Regions from separate parts of the Homo sapiens genome. Here region 1 is linked to region 2. A link is an interaction called in ENCODE POLR2A ChIA-PET data of the cell type or tissue named here. Cell type or tissue: OCI-LY7. All regions are shown on one strand. Links, peaks and the distances in the headings refer to the core of each region. The heading gives the core; the rest is flanking DNA.

The links. Peaks named below come from ENCODE experiments on the same cell type or tissue, not always from the same donor. Only the 100,000 strongest peaks of a DNase experiment are listed, where the experiment ranks them.
Region 1: POLR2A ChIA-PET joins it to region 2 with 5 read pairs; 2 of 35 experiments call an interaction of 5 or more read pairs at or near these places.

The regions. Positions count from the first base shown.
Region 1 is chr7:75,851,339-75,858,744 of GRCh38, reverse strand. No RefSeq gene overlaps it. Among named protein-coding and RNA genes, the nearest start is that of RHBDD2, 24 kb to the left of the region's middle. In OCI-LY7, for the core only: no CTCF peak of the experiment used is centred there; no DNase peak of the experiment used is centred there.
Region 2 is chr7:76,188,960-76,196,365 of GRCh38, reverse strand. No RefSeq gene overlaps it. Among named protein-coding and RNA genes, the nearest start is that of SRRM3, 9.2 kb to the left of the region's middle. RefSeq lists an enhancer at 4,201-4,495. In OCI-LY7, for the core only: no CTCF peak of the experiment used is centred there; a DNase peak (open chromatin) is centred at 4,335.

The DNA.
Region 1 (7,406 bases), core at 1,576-6,575, 340 kb after region 2:
TGCCACTGCACCCCAGCCTGGGCAACAGAGTAAGATCCTGGAAAAGAAAAGAAAGAAAGAGAAAGAGAGAAAGAAAGAGAAAAAGAAAGAGAAAAAAAAAGAAAGAGAAAAAGAAAGAAAAAGAGAAAGAAAGAAAAAGAAAGAGAAAGAAAATGAAAGAAAAAGAAAGAGAAAAGGAAAGAGAAAAAAGAAAGAGAAAAAGAAAGAGAAAGAAAAATGAAAGAAAGAGAAAGAAAGAAAAAAGAAAGAAAAATGAAAGAAAGAAAGGAACTACCAAAACTAACTCAAGAAGAAATAGAACAGACACATAACCAGCAGAGTTATCAAAAAACCTCCAACAAATAAAGGTCCAGGACCAGATGGTTTTATTGGTGAACTGATTTTGACAACAGTGCTAAGACCATTCTAGGGGAAAGAGTCTTTTCAACAGACGGTGTTGGGACAACTGGATATCTACATGCAAAATAATAAAGTTGAACTCATCTCATGTGCAAAATCCATTCAAAATAGAAGGAAGAGCTAGATATAAGTGCTAAAACTATAAACTCTTTTTTTTTTTTTGAGATGGAGTCTTGCTCTGTTGCCCAGGCTGGAGTGCAGTGGCACGATCTTGGCTCACTGCAATCTCCGCCTCCCAGGTTCAAGCAATTCTCCTGCCTCAGTCTCCTGAGTAGCTGGGATTACAGGGCATGCACCACCACGCCCAGCTAATTTTTGTATTTTTAGTTTCACCATGTTGGCCAGGCTGGTCTTGAACTCCTGACCTCAAGTGATCTTCCCACTTTGGCCTCCCAAAGTGCTGGGATAACAGGCGTAAGCCACCACGCCTGGCCTAAAACTATAAACTCTTAGAAGAAAATTCTCTGTGCCCTTTGATCAGGCAGTGGTTTCTTTCTTTTGACCCCCAAAGCACAAGCAACTAAAGAAAATATTGATAAGTTGGACTTCATGAAAATTAAGAATTTGTGTGTGTCAAAGGACACTATCGAGGCTGGGCGCAGTGGCTCATGCCTGTAATCCCAGCACTTGGGGAGGCCGAGGCGGGTGGATCACTTGAGTTCAGGAGTTCAAGACCAGACTGGCCAACACGGCAAAAACCCATCTCTACTAAAAGTACAAAAATTACCCAGAAGTGTTGGCGTGCACCTGTAATCCCAGGTACTCAGGAGGCTGAGGCACGAGAATCGCTTGAACTTGGGAGGCGGAGGTTGCAGCGAGCCGAGATTATACCACCGCACTCTAGCCTAGACAACAGAGCAAGACTCTGTTTCAAAAAAAAAAAAGAACCCTATCAAGAAAATTAAAAGACAACCCACCAAATGGGAGAAGTGTGTGTAAATCACCTATCTGATAAAGGCTTAGTATCCACAATATAAAGAATGATGCCTACAACTCAACAATAACAAGACAACTCAATTAAAAATTGGTCAAAGTGCTGGGCAGTCTGTCTTACATCTGTTATAATCCCAGCATTTTGGGAGGCTGAGGTAAAAGGATCGCTTGACCCCAGGAGTTCAAGATCAGCCTGGACAACACAGCCAGATCCTATCTCATTAAAAAAAAAAAAGAAGAAGAAAACGAAAACTCAGATAGAATTGTACACCAAAAGGAATAAATTTCCCTGTATGTGGATATTCAAGTAAAATTTAAATATGAAGATATTTCCAGTTTCTTGAGAGTAGACCCTAAACCTGGATCAATTTCATTCCTCTCAGGGAACCTAGTACACTGCCTGATGTTTAGTAGTTTCTTATTAAAGTAAATGATAATTAAATGGACATTATTTTCTATGGGTAAGCATTAGCAGCTTTAGGGCAATTACTTTTTTCATTCCCAGAGCCCATGGGGCTAGGAAGAGGTTCCTATTTCTTAGCAATTTTGACAACCGTTTAATGACAATAGAACATAATGACTTATCGAATCATTTTCTGAAATGTTGCCAGTGGCTGACGTAGGTCAGTGTATCCTACGCTTTTGAGAGAAACCTCAATCGGACTAGACAGTCTTTCCTCTACCCACAACTTCTTCTTCTTCTTTCTTCTTCTTCTTTTTTTTGAGGTGGAGTCTTGCTCTGTTGCCCAGGCTGAAGTGTAGTGGTGCAATTTTGGCTCACTTCAACCTCTGCCTCCTGGGCTCAAGCGATCCTCCCACCTCAGTCTCCTGAGTAGCTGGGACTACAGGCTCACACCACTATGCCCAGCTAATTTTTTATAGAGATGAGGTTTCGCCATGTTGCCCAGGCTAGTCTTGAATGAACTCCTGGACTCAAGTGATCCTCTCTCCTCAGCCTCCCAAAGTGCTAGGATTACAGGCGTAAGCCACCACGCCTGGCAAACCTTTGCTTTTATAAGCTTGCTGAGGTTTGAAGTTGTTATTGTAGCATAATAGTGAACACTGATCTATACAAAAATTGATACCTGAGTACAAAAATCTAGAGGCAGCATTAGCTTTGGGGCCAGGTGGTGACTGTCATTGGAGGTTGGAAAAATGGCAGCCCACGTCATGCGGTGGTACAACCTTTGTCAAAATCCTCACTTGAAATAATACGGAAAGAAGATAACTTAGCAAATGAATGTTTTGGCTTTGGGTAAAGAAATGGGAAAAGGAATTTTGGCAACATGAGTTGGTTTCTACTGGTTACATTTGACAAACTGCAATAAGAAAGAATGGGCCAGTTTGCAAGCAGGTTTTTTTTTTTTTTTTTTTTTTGAGATGGAGTTTTCTCTTGTTGCCCAGGCTGGCGTGCAATGGTGCGATCTCAGCTCACTGCAACCTCCGCCTCCTGGGTTCAAGCGATTCTCATGTCTCAGCCTCCCACGTAGCTGGGATTACAGGTGCCCGCTACCACACCCAGCTAATTTTTGTATTTTTAGTAGAGACGGGGTTTCACCATGTTGGCCAGGCTGGTCTTGAACTCCTGACCTTAAATGATCTGCCCACCTTGGCCTCCCAAAGTGCTGGGATTACAGGGGTGAGCCACCGCACCTGGCTGTAAGCGGAATTTAAAGGCAATATAGAAAGTCCAGAAATTCCAGGGCTTATAAAGTTGAAAGATGATTCTAATTCCCAAAAGGTGAATGATAAAACTGAGAAGTCTTTGTGAGAAAAAGCCTTATTTATAATACTCGGCCTTGTGGTTATGACCAAATCAAGGATAAACAGGTTGAACTCTGTTAAAACTTCTGAATCCATTAATAGGGTACCAAGTAAATACTTTTTTTGTGTGTGTGTGACAGAGTCTCACTCTATCGCCTAGGCTGGAGTGCAGTGGCATGATCTCGGTTCACTGCAACCTCTGCCTCCCGGGTTCAAGTGATTCTCCTGCCTCAGCCTCCCGAGTAGCTGGGATTACAGGTGCCTGCCACCGCACCCGGCTAATTTTTTATTTTTAGTATAGACAGGGTTTCACCATCTTGGCCAGGCTGGTCTTGAACTCCTGACCTCATGATCCACCCGCCTCAGTCTCCCAAAGTGCCAGGATTACAGGTGTGAGCCACAGCGCCCAGCCATAAATACTTTCAACTGGACAACATGGCCAAGGATTATGAGGCCAAGAGCACACCCAGACACTGTGGCTCACATCTGCAATCTCAGCACTTTGGAAGGCCTGGGTGAGTCACTTGAGCCCAGGAGTTTGAGAACAGCCTGGACAACATGGCAAAACTGTCTTTCTACAAAGTACAAAAAATTAGCTGAGCATGGTGGCCCATGCTTGTAGTCCCAGCCACCCAGGAGGCTGAGGTGGGAGGATCACTTGAGCTCAGGAGGTCGAGGCCGTAGTGAGCCGCGATTGCACCACTGCCCTGTAGCCTGGGTGGCAGTGTGAGACCCTGTCTCAAAAAAAAAAAAAAAAAAAAAAAAAAGAGGCCGGGTGCGGTGACTCACGCCTGTAATCCCAGCACTTTGGGAGACTGAGGTGGGTGGATCACGAGGTCAGGAGATCAAGACCATGCTGGCCAACATGGCAAAACCCCATCTCTACTAAAAATACAAAAAATCAGCTGGACATGGTGGCGCACGCCTGTAATCCTAGCTACTCAGGAGGCTGAGGCGGGAGAATCGCTTGAACCCGGGAGGTAGAGTTTGCAGTGAGCCCAGATGGTGCCACTGCACTCCAGCCTGGGCGACAGAGTGAGACTCCATCTCAAAACAAAACAAAACAAAACAAAACAGAGAGAGACAGAGAATGGCCCTCCCAGGAAGACTGGAAGTTCAAGGATCTGCAATGTAGTCTAGAGAGGCATGTCTCAGAAAGCGTTACTACAACTTAGAGCTGGCCAGAACCACATATTTGTGAAACCAACAAAAATTTTTTTTGAGACACGGTCTTCTTGTTCTGTTGCCCAGGCTAGAGTACAGTGGCGCAATCATGGCTCACTGCAGCATGAGCCTCCCAGGCTCAAGTGATACTCCCACCTCAGCCTCCCAAGTAGCTGGGACTATAGGTATGCATCACCACGCCCAGCTAATTTAAAAAAACTTTCTTTTTTTTTTTAGAGATATGGGGTCTTGCTATCTTGCCCAAGCTGGTCTTGCCCTCCTGGGCTCAAGTCATCCTCCCTCCTTGGCCTCCCAACGTGTTGGAATTACAGATGTGAACCACCATACCTATCCCAAAGCCATCTAAATTTTTGGGAAATGTGTATCACCCAAAGAAACATTCATCTGAACTCCAAGAAACAGTGACCATTTCAATACTTAAAATGACTCTTTGACTTGCCAACATTCCGCAGCAGGAAACAAGATGAGAAAGCCACTCAGCTCCCTGGAGAACATACAGGCAATGGTGACCTCAGATACGGCCATTGAGTTTAATGAGCCTCCCAGTGGGTGGACCGGAGAGAGCCATCAAGAACAAGGGACCTGGCCGGGCACGGTGGCTCACGCCTGTAATCCCAGCACTTTGGGAGGCTGAGGGTGGGCAGATCGCTTCAGGTCAAGCCAAGGTAGGAGGATCACTTGAGCCTAGGAGTTCGAGACCAGCCTGACCAACATGGCGAAACCCCATCTCTACTAAAAATACAAAAACTAGCTGGGCGTGGTGGCAGGCACCTGTAGTCCCAGCTACTCGGGAGGCTGAGGCAGGAGAATCGCTTGAACCCGGGAGGCGGAAGTTTCAGTGAGCCGAGATCGTCCTACTGCACTCCAGCCTGGGTAACAGAGCGAGACTCCATCTCAGAAAAAAAAAGAAAAAAAGAAAGAACAAGGGATCAGGGAGCCACTTCCAGGGACAGATCAAGACCTAGTCAATAAATTTTCCCCATTCCCAGGTAAGGAGCTTTGGCAAGGGATGCCCAGGGCATATGCCCTTTTTTTTTTTTTTTTTAAGAGATGGGATCTTGCTATGTTGCCCAGGCTGGTCTCAAACTCCTGGGCTCAAGTGATCCTCCTACCTTGGCTTCCCAAAGTGCTGGGATTGCAGGCATGAGCCACTGTGCCGGGCCAGCATATGCCTTTTAGAACTGCTATGGGCCAGTTGGCTCCTGCATTCCACCCTTCCCGTATACAAGTGGGAGTGACCAGCAGGGCTAACCCTTTCTGCTTCACTATTGTATGTTGGTAAATACTGGAGAGGAGATCAGATAACTTGCCTGTTTAGTTCACTACTCCATGGATCAAGGATAGCCAAAACTGATCTGAAATGGAGACTATCATGAGATCCTAGACTTTGAGCCTCATGCTATGACTGGGTGGGATTTGGGGTATTTTCCCTGAAGAGGGGAATGACTGTATTTTCACGTGTAGGGCGGGAAGCAAAGCACTCACCAAGAGGGTGGACTGTGGTCTGTTGCCTCATCATTCCAAATATTTGCTGCTCTTCCCTATAAAAGGAGCATCAGCCCTGCCCCTTGGTATACTACTATGGTAACCCTTTATGTGGGAGAATCACATGAAGAATTATCTGCCTGGCATGGTGGCTCACGCCTGTAATCCCAGCACTTTGAGAGGCCGAGACGGGAGAATTGCTTGAGCCTAGGAGTTCAAGACCAGCCTGGGCAACATGCTGAAACCCTGTCCCTACAAAAAAAAAAAAAAAAAAAAAAAAAAAAAATTAGCCCGGTATGGTGGTCGCACGCCTGTAGTCCCAGCTACTCAGGAGGCTGAGGCGGGAGGACTGCTTGAGCCCAGAAGCTCAAGGCTTCACTGAGCTGTGATTGCACCACTGCATTCCAGCCTTGGTGACCGAGGGAGATCCTATCTCAAACCTCCCCTATCACCCCCAAAAATATGAACAGATGCCAAGGTTATTGGGGTAGATCCTAAATCTGAATCATCTTTGTACTTCCCAGAGAGCCTGGGACATTATCTATGCACAGTAGTTATTAAAATAAATGATAATCAGAATCAACCTAGGTGCCCATCAACAGTGGACTGGACAAAGAAAATGTGGTCCAGCCAGGCATGGTGGCTCACGCCTGTAATCCCAGCACTTTGGGAGGCCGAGGCGGGAGGATCACCTGGGGTTGGGAGTTCGAGACCAGCCTGACCAACATGGAGAAACCCTGTGTCTACTAAAAATACAAAATTAGCTGGGCATGGTGGTGTGTGCCTGTAATCCCAGCTACTCGGGAGGCTGAGGCAGGAGAATTGCTTCAATCCAGGAGGCGGAGGTGGCGGTGAGCCAGATCGTGGCATTGCACTCCAGCCTGGGCAACAAGAGTAAAACTCCGTCTCAACAAATAAATAAATAAAACAAAAAAAAGAAAATGTGGTCCATATATACCATGGAATACTATGCAGCCATAAAAAAGAATGAAACAATGTCATTTGCAGTCACAAGGATGCATCTGGAGGCCATTAGCCTAAGCAAACTAATGCAGAAACAAAAAATTAAATACCGCATGTTCTTTCTTAGAAAAGGGAGCTAAGCACTGGGTATACATGGACACAAAGATGGGAACGATAGGCCGGGCACAGTGGCTCACGCCTGTAATCCCAGCACTTTGGGAGGTCGAAGTGAGTGGATCACTTGAGGTCAGGAGTTCAAAACCAGCCTGGCCAACATGGTGAAACCCCATATCTACTAAAAATACAATAATTAGCCAGATGTAGTGGTGGGCACCTGTAATCCCAGCTACTCCAGAGGCTGAGGTAGGATAAATTGCTTGAGCTCAGAAGGCAGAGCCGTCAGTGAACCGAGATCACGATGCTGCACTCCAGCCTGAGCAACAAAGCAAGACTCTGTCTCAAAAAAAAAAAAAAAGATGGGAGCAATAGACATTGGGGACTACTGGAGTGGGGAGGGAGGGAGGCAAGGACTGAAGAACGACCTATTGGTCGTTCACTACCTGGGTGATGGGATCATTCATAACCCAAACCTTAGCATCCGGAAGTATACCCATGTAACAAACCTGCCCATGCACCTCTGAATCTAAAATGAAAGTTGAAATAAAAAGTAATTTAAG
Region 2 (7,406 bases), core at 1,488-6,487:
CTTAGCTCACTGCATCCTCTTCCTCCCGTGTTCAAGCGATTCTCCTGCCTCAGCCTCCTGAGTAGCTGGGACTACAGGTACCCACCACCACGCCCGGCTAATTTTTAATTTTTGCATTTTTAGTAGAGATGGGGTTTCACTATGTTGGCCAGGCTGATCTCGAACTCCTGACCTCAGGTGATCTGCCCGCCTCGGCCTCCCAAAGTGCTGGGATTACAGGCGTGAGCCACCGCGCCCAGCCCTGTCCCCATTTCTGCAGCCTCAGAATGTCTGCCTGGGCCAGGCCTTGATACCAGACCCCTGCCCTGTGTCCTCCCCCTCCCCAGTCACTCTCCCTCTGAACAGGCAATCTCTGCTCAGATGGCACTTGGTCAATGAACCTTTTAAAGACATCTGCATATAAAACAGTGTCTCACCAGCCTGGACAACATAGTGAGTATCCGTTTCTTTAAAAAAAATAAAATAAAAATGAGCTGGGCTTGGTGGTGTACAGCTGTAGTCCAAGCTACTCAGAGGCAGAGGCAGGAGGATCGCTTGATCCAGGAGGTTGAGGCTGCAGTGAGCTGTGATCCTGCCACTGCACTCCAGCCTGGGCGACAAACTGAAACTTTGTCTCTGAAAATAAAAAATAAAATAAATAAAACAGTGTCTCCCTGTCCAGCACTAGTTTCCCCTCTTTCTTTATTTAAAATTGTGGTAGCCTGGCCAACATGGTGAAACCCCGTTTAGCTGGGAGGTATTACTGGAGGGAGAGTCTCAAGCCAGGCACAAAAGGTGGGGAGGATGTGGCTGACTCCATGGGATGAGTGGGATCTGGAATCAGACCCAGGACCTGAGCCAGATTTGCTGCTTTGTAGCCATGTGGACTTGGGAAAGTCTCCTGGAGCCTCAGTTTCTTCATCTGTAAAATGGGGCTAATAACACTTGTCTCTGAGGGTTGCTATGAGTTCTATTGTTAGAAATCTTCTCTGTTGGGCATGGTGGCTCACGCCTGTGATCCCAGCACTTTGGGAAGCTGTGGCTGGTGGATCACCTGAGGTCAAGAGTTCGAGACCAGCCTGGCCAACATGATGAAACCCCATTTCTACTAAAAATACAAAATGTAGCTGGGTCTGGTGGCATGTGCCTGTAATCCCAGCTACTCGGGAGGCTGAGGTAGGAGAATCACTTGAATCTGGGAGGTGGAGGTTGCAGTGAGCTGAGATCGCACCACTGCACTCCAGCCTGGGAGACAGAGGGGGACTTGATCTCAAAAAAAAAAAAAAAAAGAAAGAAAGAAATTTCATGGTTATAGCCTAGAGGGATTTGATGATGCATGTGGTGCCTTTTATCTGGAGAATGACAAAACCTTGGCTGGATATGGGGTCTCACGCCTATAATCCCAGCACTTTGGGAGGCCAAGGCAGGAGGAATGCTTGAAACCAGGAGTTCAAGACCAGCCTGGGAAACATGGCAAAACCCCATCTCTACAAAAAATACAAAAATTAAGGCCGGGCACGGTGGCTCACACCTGTAATCCCAGCACTTTGGGAGGCCAAGGCGGGCGGATCACAAGGTCAGGAGTTCGAGACCAGCCTGACCAACATGGTGAAACCCCATCTCTACTAAAAATACAAAAATTAGCCGGGCATGGTGGCAGGCACCTGTAATCCCAACTATTCAGGAGGCTGAGGCAGGAGAATCACTTGAACCCAGGAGGCGGAGGTTGCAATGAGCCTAGATAGCGCCACTGCACTCCAGCCTGGGTGACAGAGCAAGACTGTCTCAAAAAAAAAAAAAAAAAAGAAAAGAAAAAAAAATTAGCCAAGCATGATGGCAGGCACCTGTGGTCCCAGCTACTTGGGAGGCTGAGCTGGGAGGATCACTTGAGCCCAGGAGGTTGAGGCTGTAGTGAGCTGAGATCACATCACTGCACTCCAGCCTGGGCAACAGAGCGAGGTCCCGTCTCAAACAAAACAAAACAAAAAACAAAACCTGGTCGCTCTGCTGTCCCAATACCTTAAATACCCACTCTTTTCTGCTGGCCCAATCCATCAACATTCCCATGCTATCGGCCTCCTTTTTCTCTCCTCACTCCCTCCGGCACCTCCCTGATGCACCCCCCATGTCCAGCACTTTGCTGGATCATACTGGGGGACCCCTGTGGACCATGCAGCCTCCTTCTCTTCTCTTTGTGCCCCTCTGCCTAGCCCATCCAGATCTCTTTCTCTCCATCTCCCTCCCCTCCCCCAGCACATCTCCCTCTCTGTCTGCAGAGCCTGGGAAATTGAGGAGTCCCTTGTGGCAGGGCTGACCTTGAAGCAGATCTTTAATAAAAAATGAGCAGAGGCAGCAGCCTCCCCTGCTCGCCCCTCCTCCCTCCCAGCCTTCTACTCTCCTCGCCATTGCTCGTAAATCCACCATCAGGGGCCATTGCTCTGGGGTAAGCATTGCCCTCATTAGGGTCTTTTAAAAGCTGCGCATTCTTGGGACGTGGGGATGTGAAGGAAGAAAGCTTTTGTTGAGATCTGGGGATGTGATGTAGAAGGGGAGGGGGCTACACTTTGAGGCTGTGGCCTCTGCTGCTTCTGCCTAGAGCTTCACATGTGCCCCCCGGCCCTAGGACCCCCTCTCACCACCAAGGTGTTACACAGTCCTAATGGTCCAGCCACCATCCCAGCCTGAGGTCATCCTAGTCTGGGAAGGGATGGCTGTCAGCAGTAGCCTATGCCTCACCCACTTGGAGGAGCTTCAAATCAAGTCTCCTGCAGATCCAGGTCTGCTCTCAGCCTGAGCCCAGGAGTGACAGTGACGCACATCTTTGAAAAGTGCAGTAATCTGGCTGAGCACGGTGGCTCACACATGTAATTCCAGCACTTTGGGAGGCTAAGGTGGAAGGATCACTTGAGCCAAGGAGTTCGAGACCAGCCTAGGCGACATAGTGAGACCCTGTCTCTACTAAAAAAAATAAAAATTAGCTGAGTGCAGTGCACACACCTTCAAGCTACTTGGAAGGCTGGGGCAGGAGGATCCCTTGAGGCCAGCAGTTCGAGGTTGCTGTGAGCTATGATTGCATAACTGCACTCCAGCCAGGGTGACAGAGTAAGACCCTGTCTCTAAAAATAAATAAATAAGGCTGGGTGCGGTGGCTTATGCCTGTAATCCCAGCACTTTGGGAGGTCGAGGCGGGCTGATCATTTGAGGCCAGGAGTTCGAGACCAGCCTGGCCAACATGGCGAAACCCCGTCTCTACCGAAATTACAAAAATTAGCTGGGCGTGGTGGTGCCTGTAATCCCAGCTACTCAGGAGGCTGAGGCAAGAGAATCACTTGAACCTGGGAGGCGGAATTTGCAGTGAGCTGAATCAGGCCACTGCACTCCAGCCTGGGCTAAAAATGAGACCCTGTCTCAAAAATAAATAAATAAATAATAAAAATAAAATTTAAAAATGGAAACTGCTGTATTCCAGTGATTGTACTTCCTGCTGATTACCTCTAATCCCACAATGAGACCGTGAGCAAAGGACCAGCGTCCCATCTTACAGATGAGAACACTGAGGATCAGGGCGGTTCAGAGCTTGGCCACAGCCATTCAGTCCATAAGCATCCTGGGCAATGATTTGAGCCAGGATTTGTCTGACCCAAAGCCAGGCCTGCCCCTGGGCCAGTGGCCTTGGGGTTGTGCTCCATCTCATCTCTCTTCCTTGGGTCTGCGGCCCAGGCCCCTGCCCTGAGCAGGGCACACAGCTCTTCCCCCTTCCTGATCCCGGAACCTACCCAGGCCCTTGACGGCAGGCTGTGCTGGAGGGACAGCCCTCTCAGAACCAGGTTGTCAATTTCCCGACTCCTCAGCATGTTCCCCTCTTCCCTTGGACCTCTTGGGACTCTAGAGTCTGAAACCCCCTGAACTGTCCACACGGTGGGTGTGTGACCCTGGCTGGCCCAGCTACCCTGCCCAGGCCCCTAGGCCTTGAATAGGTCTTACAGGAGGTACAGCTGTGTGTATGAATGCATGTGCACAGATGAGTGTGTGCATGAGACCTGGGGGAAAAAAACGAATGAATGAATAAGTTCATGAATGATTTTGCAAATGAATGAATGAATGAATGAGGATGCATTCCAATGAATAAGTGAATGAGGTATTGAGTCAGTGAACTCTGCCTTCCAGGCAAGGCTGAGGCAGGGGCAGAGACTTCATGCTCACTGTGTTCTCTCTCCCCACGACCCCCACTGTGACCACCAAGTGTTCATGCTTCCCTTCCGGAAAGGAGAGTTGTCAGCGAGACAAGAATGCCAATCTGGGGACTACATCTCCCAGCATTCCTTGTTGGTATGGAGATGAACCATGTGACTAATTCTCACCCATGGAATGCAAGCAGATGTGACCACTTCCTGGAATAGTCCCTAGAAAGTAGATGTGCCCTCTCTGCTCTCTCCTTCCCCATTGCATTGGCTGCTGGCAGAATGCCCAGGATTCCAAGGCCCTGGGTTGGGTGGGGAGCCACAAGATGGAAGGAGCCTGGGTCCCTGAATCACCACATGGAGGAGAGCTGCCTGCTGACCACAAACATCAACTTAGGATTGTCACTTTGGGAGGCTGAGGCAGGAGGCTTGCTTGAGGCCAGGAGTTCGAGACCAGCCTCGGCAACATAGTAAGACTCTGCCTCTATTTCTCTAAAATTAAGTAAAAAATTAAAACAAAAAACAAAAACAAAACCTTAGGACTACCAGAGAATGAGAAATAGTAAGTAGTGAGAAGCTCCTGAAATGCTGGAGTTTAACTGTTACAGCAGCATTGCCTGAACACACTAGCACAAGCAAATTATTTGTCATCAAGCTATGTTTAGGCAGAGGTCCCCTGTAGGCTTGAGCCAAGGAACTTAGCCCAGAAATCTGGCTGGGCACAGTGGCTCATGCCTGTAATCTTAGCACTTTGGGAGGCCGAGGCAGGTGGATCACATAAGGTCAGGAGTTCGAGACCAGCCTGGCCAACATGGTGAAACCCTGTCTCCACTAAAAATACAAAAATTAGCCAGGCATGGTGGCAGGCACCTGTAATCCCAGCTACTCAGGAGGCTGAGGCAGGAGAATCACTTGAACCCGGGAGGCGGAGTTTGCAGTGAGCCGAGATCACGCCATTGCACTCTAGCCTGGCAACAGAGCCAGACTTCATCTCAAATAATAATAATAATAATAATAATCATCATCATCATCTCCCAGGCAGGGACTTGGAGATCCATGACAGGCATCTGTGACCGGGACCAGGCAGGACCTTCATCCTTTTCCTGTCAGCGGTAAGGACAGACAGCATCCCCTCCCAGCTTTCTCTTCACCTCTCATTATGCAGAAAGGAGCTAATGTCTCTGTTGAGTTAGGGGAGGGATTCAGGTGTTGCGGTTAAACATGATGGCTGACAAAACTCCTCTGTGGTGTCTAAAATCAAGAGAGTAGTTATTTGCAGGAGATGCTGACCAGAGGGGGCACAAGGAAGGTTGAGAATGTTCTGTTTCTTGAGCTGGGTGCTGGATGCATGGATATGTTCAATTTGTGAAAATGCACTGGGCTCTGTGTGTACAATTTCTATACTTTCTTTTATTTTAGAGACAAAGTCTTGCTCTGTCACCCAGGCTGGAGTGCAGTGGCACCATAATAGTTCACTGCAGCCTCGAACTCCTGGGCTCAAGTGATCCTCCTGCCTCAGCCTCCTGGGTAGCTGGGACTACAGGTGCACGCCACCATGCCTGGTTCATTTTTTAAGTTTTTTTGTTTTGTTTTGTTTTTGTAGAAATGAGGTCCTGCCATGTTGCCCAGGCCGATCTTGAACTCCTGACCTCAAATGATCCTCCTGCTTCAGCCTCCCAAATTGCTGGTATTACAGACATGGGCCACCATGCCCAGCCAGATTTCTATACTTTCTGCAATAAAAGTTTTTTAAAATGCCCAGTAGCTGGGTGTGGTGTCTCACGCCCGTAATCCTAGCACTTTGGGAGGCCGAGGCAGGTGGATCACCTGAGGTCAAGAGTTTGAGACTAGCCTGGCCAACATGGTGAAACCCCATCTCTACTAAAAATACAAAAAATTAGCCAGGTGTGGTGGCGCATGCCTGTAGTCCCAGCTACCCGGGAGGCTGAGGTAGGAGAATCACTAGAACCCAGGAGGCAGAGGCTGCAGTGAGCCGAGATCGCGCCAGTGCACTCTAGCCTGGATGACAGAGTGAAACTCTGTCTCAACAACAACAACAAAAATTGCCCAGCCCAATAGAGGGAAGGTTAGGATGAGGAGAGAATGGGGTGATGATGTGGGCAGTGGTAGAGGGCAGAGGACAATGGTGGCCTGAGGTGCAGCTCCTCTCTCTCTTTTTTTTCTTTTCTTTCTTTCTTTTTTCTTTTCTTTTTTTTTTTTTTTTTGAGAGACGGAGTCTCACTCTGTTGCCCAGGCTGGAGTGCAATGGCACGATCTCAGCTCACTGCAACCTCCCTCCGCCTCCCGGGTTCAAGTGATTATCCTGCCTCAGCCTCCTGAGTAGCTGGGATTACAGGTGCCTGCCACCATGCCTGGCTAATTTTTGTATTTTCAGTGGAGACAGGGTTTCACCATATTGGCCAGGCTGGTCTCGAACTCCTGACCTTATGTGATCCACCTGCCTCGGCCTCCCAAAGTGCTAAGATTACAGGCGTGAGCCACTGTGCCAGGCCCCCCGCCTCTTTCCTTGGCCATCACCTACTCATCATAGTCCCTTCATCCCATACTGGGGACCTGTGTCCAGGTCCACTGGGCAGGTGCCCGGCCCAGGGACCCTCACCCCCAAGGATTGTGCAGTGGGCTGTCTCTCCTTGGAGGCTGGGAGCACTGAACCTGGGTCCCCGTGTTCCGACTGGGGGCAAGATGCCAGCAGAGATAGCAGCTGAGGCTACCTTGGACAATGTGACCCAGTTTCATCTGCATCTGTCTGCCAGGAGAACAGATTCAGTCACCTGAATGTATTGCACACATCCACACCCACATGCCAGACTCACACACATCTACCATGTATTGTATATCATATATACATGCCACACACGCACAGCCATGCATCCCCCACGCTTTTCTACACGCCCCCCTCACACCCCATGATATGCTCCATGCACTGGCTGTATTTACACACCTCTTTCACCCCGTGAGAATCAAACTTCAGGCACACCCCACACCCATGCAGCTCCCAACATGCACAACACACACACTCCCTTATAACTAGACTGGCCAACATGGGGAAACCCCGTCTCTACTAAAAATACAAAAATTAGCCGGGCGTGGTGGCACATGCCTGTAATCCCAGCTACTCGGGAGGCTGAGGCAGGAGAATCGCTTGAACCCAGGAGGCAGAGGTTGCAGTAAGCCGAGATTGTACCACCGCACTCCAGCCTGGGAGACGGAGCGAGACCCTGTCTC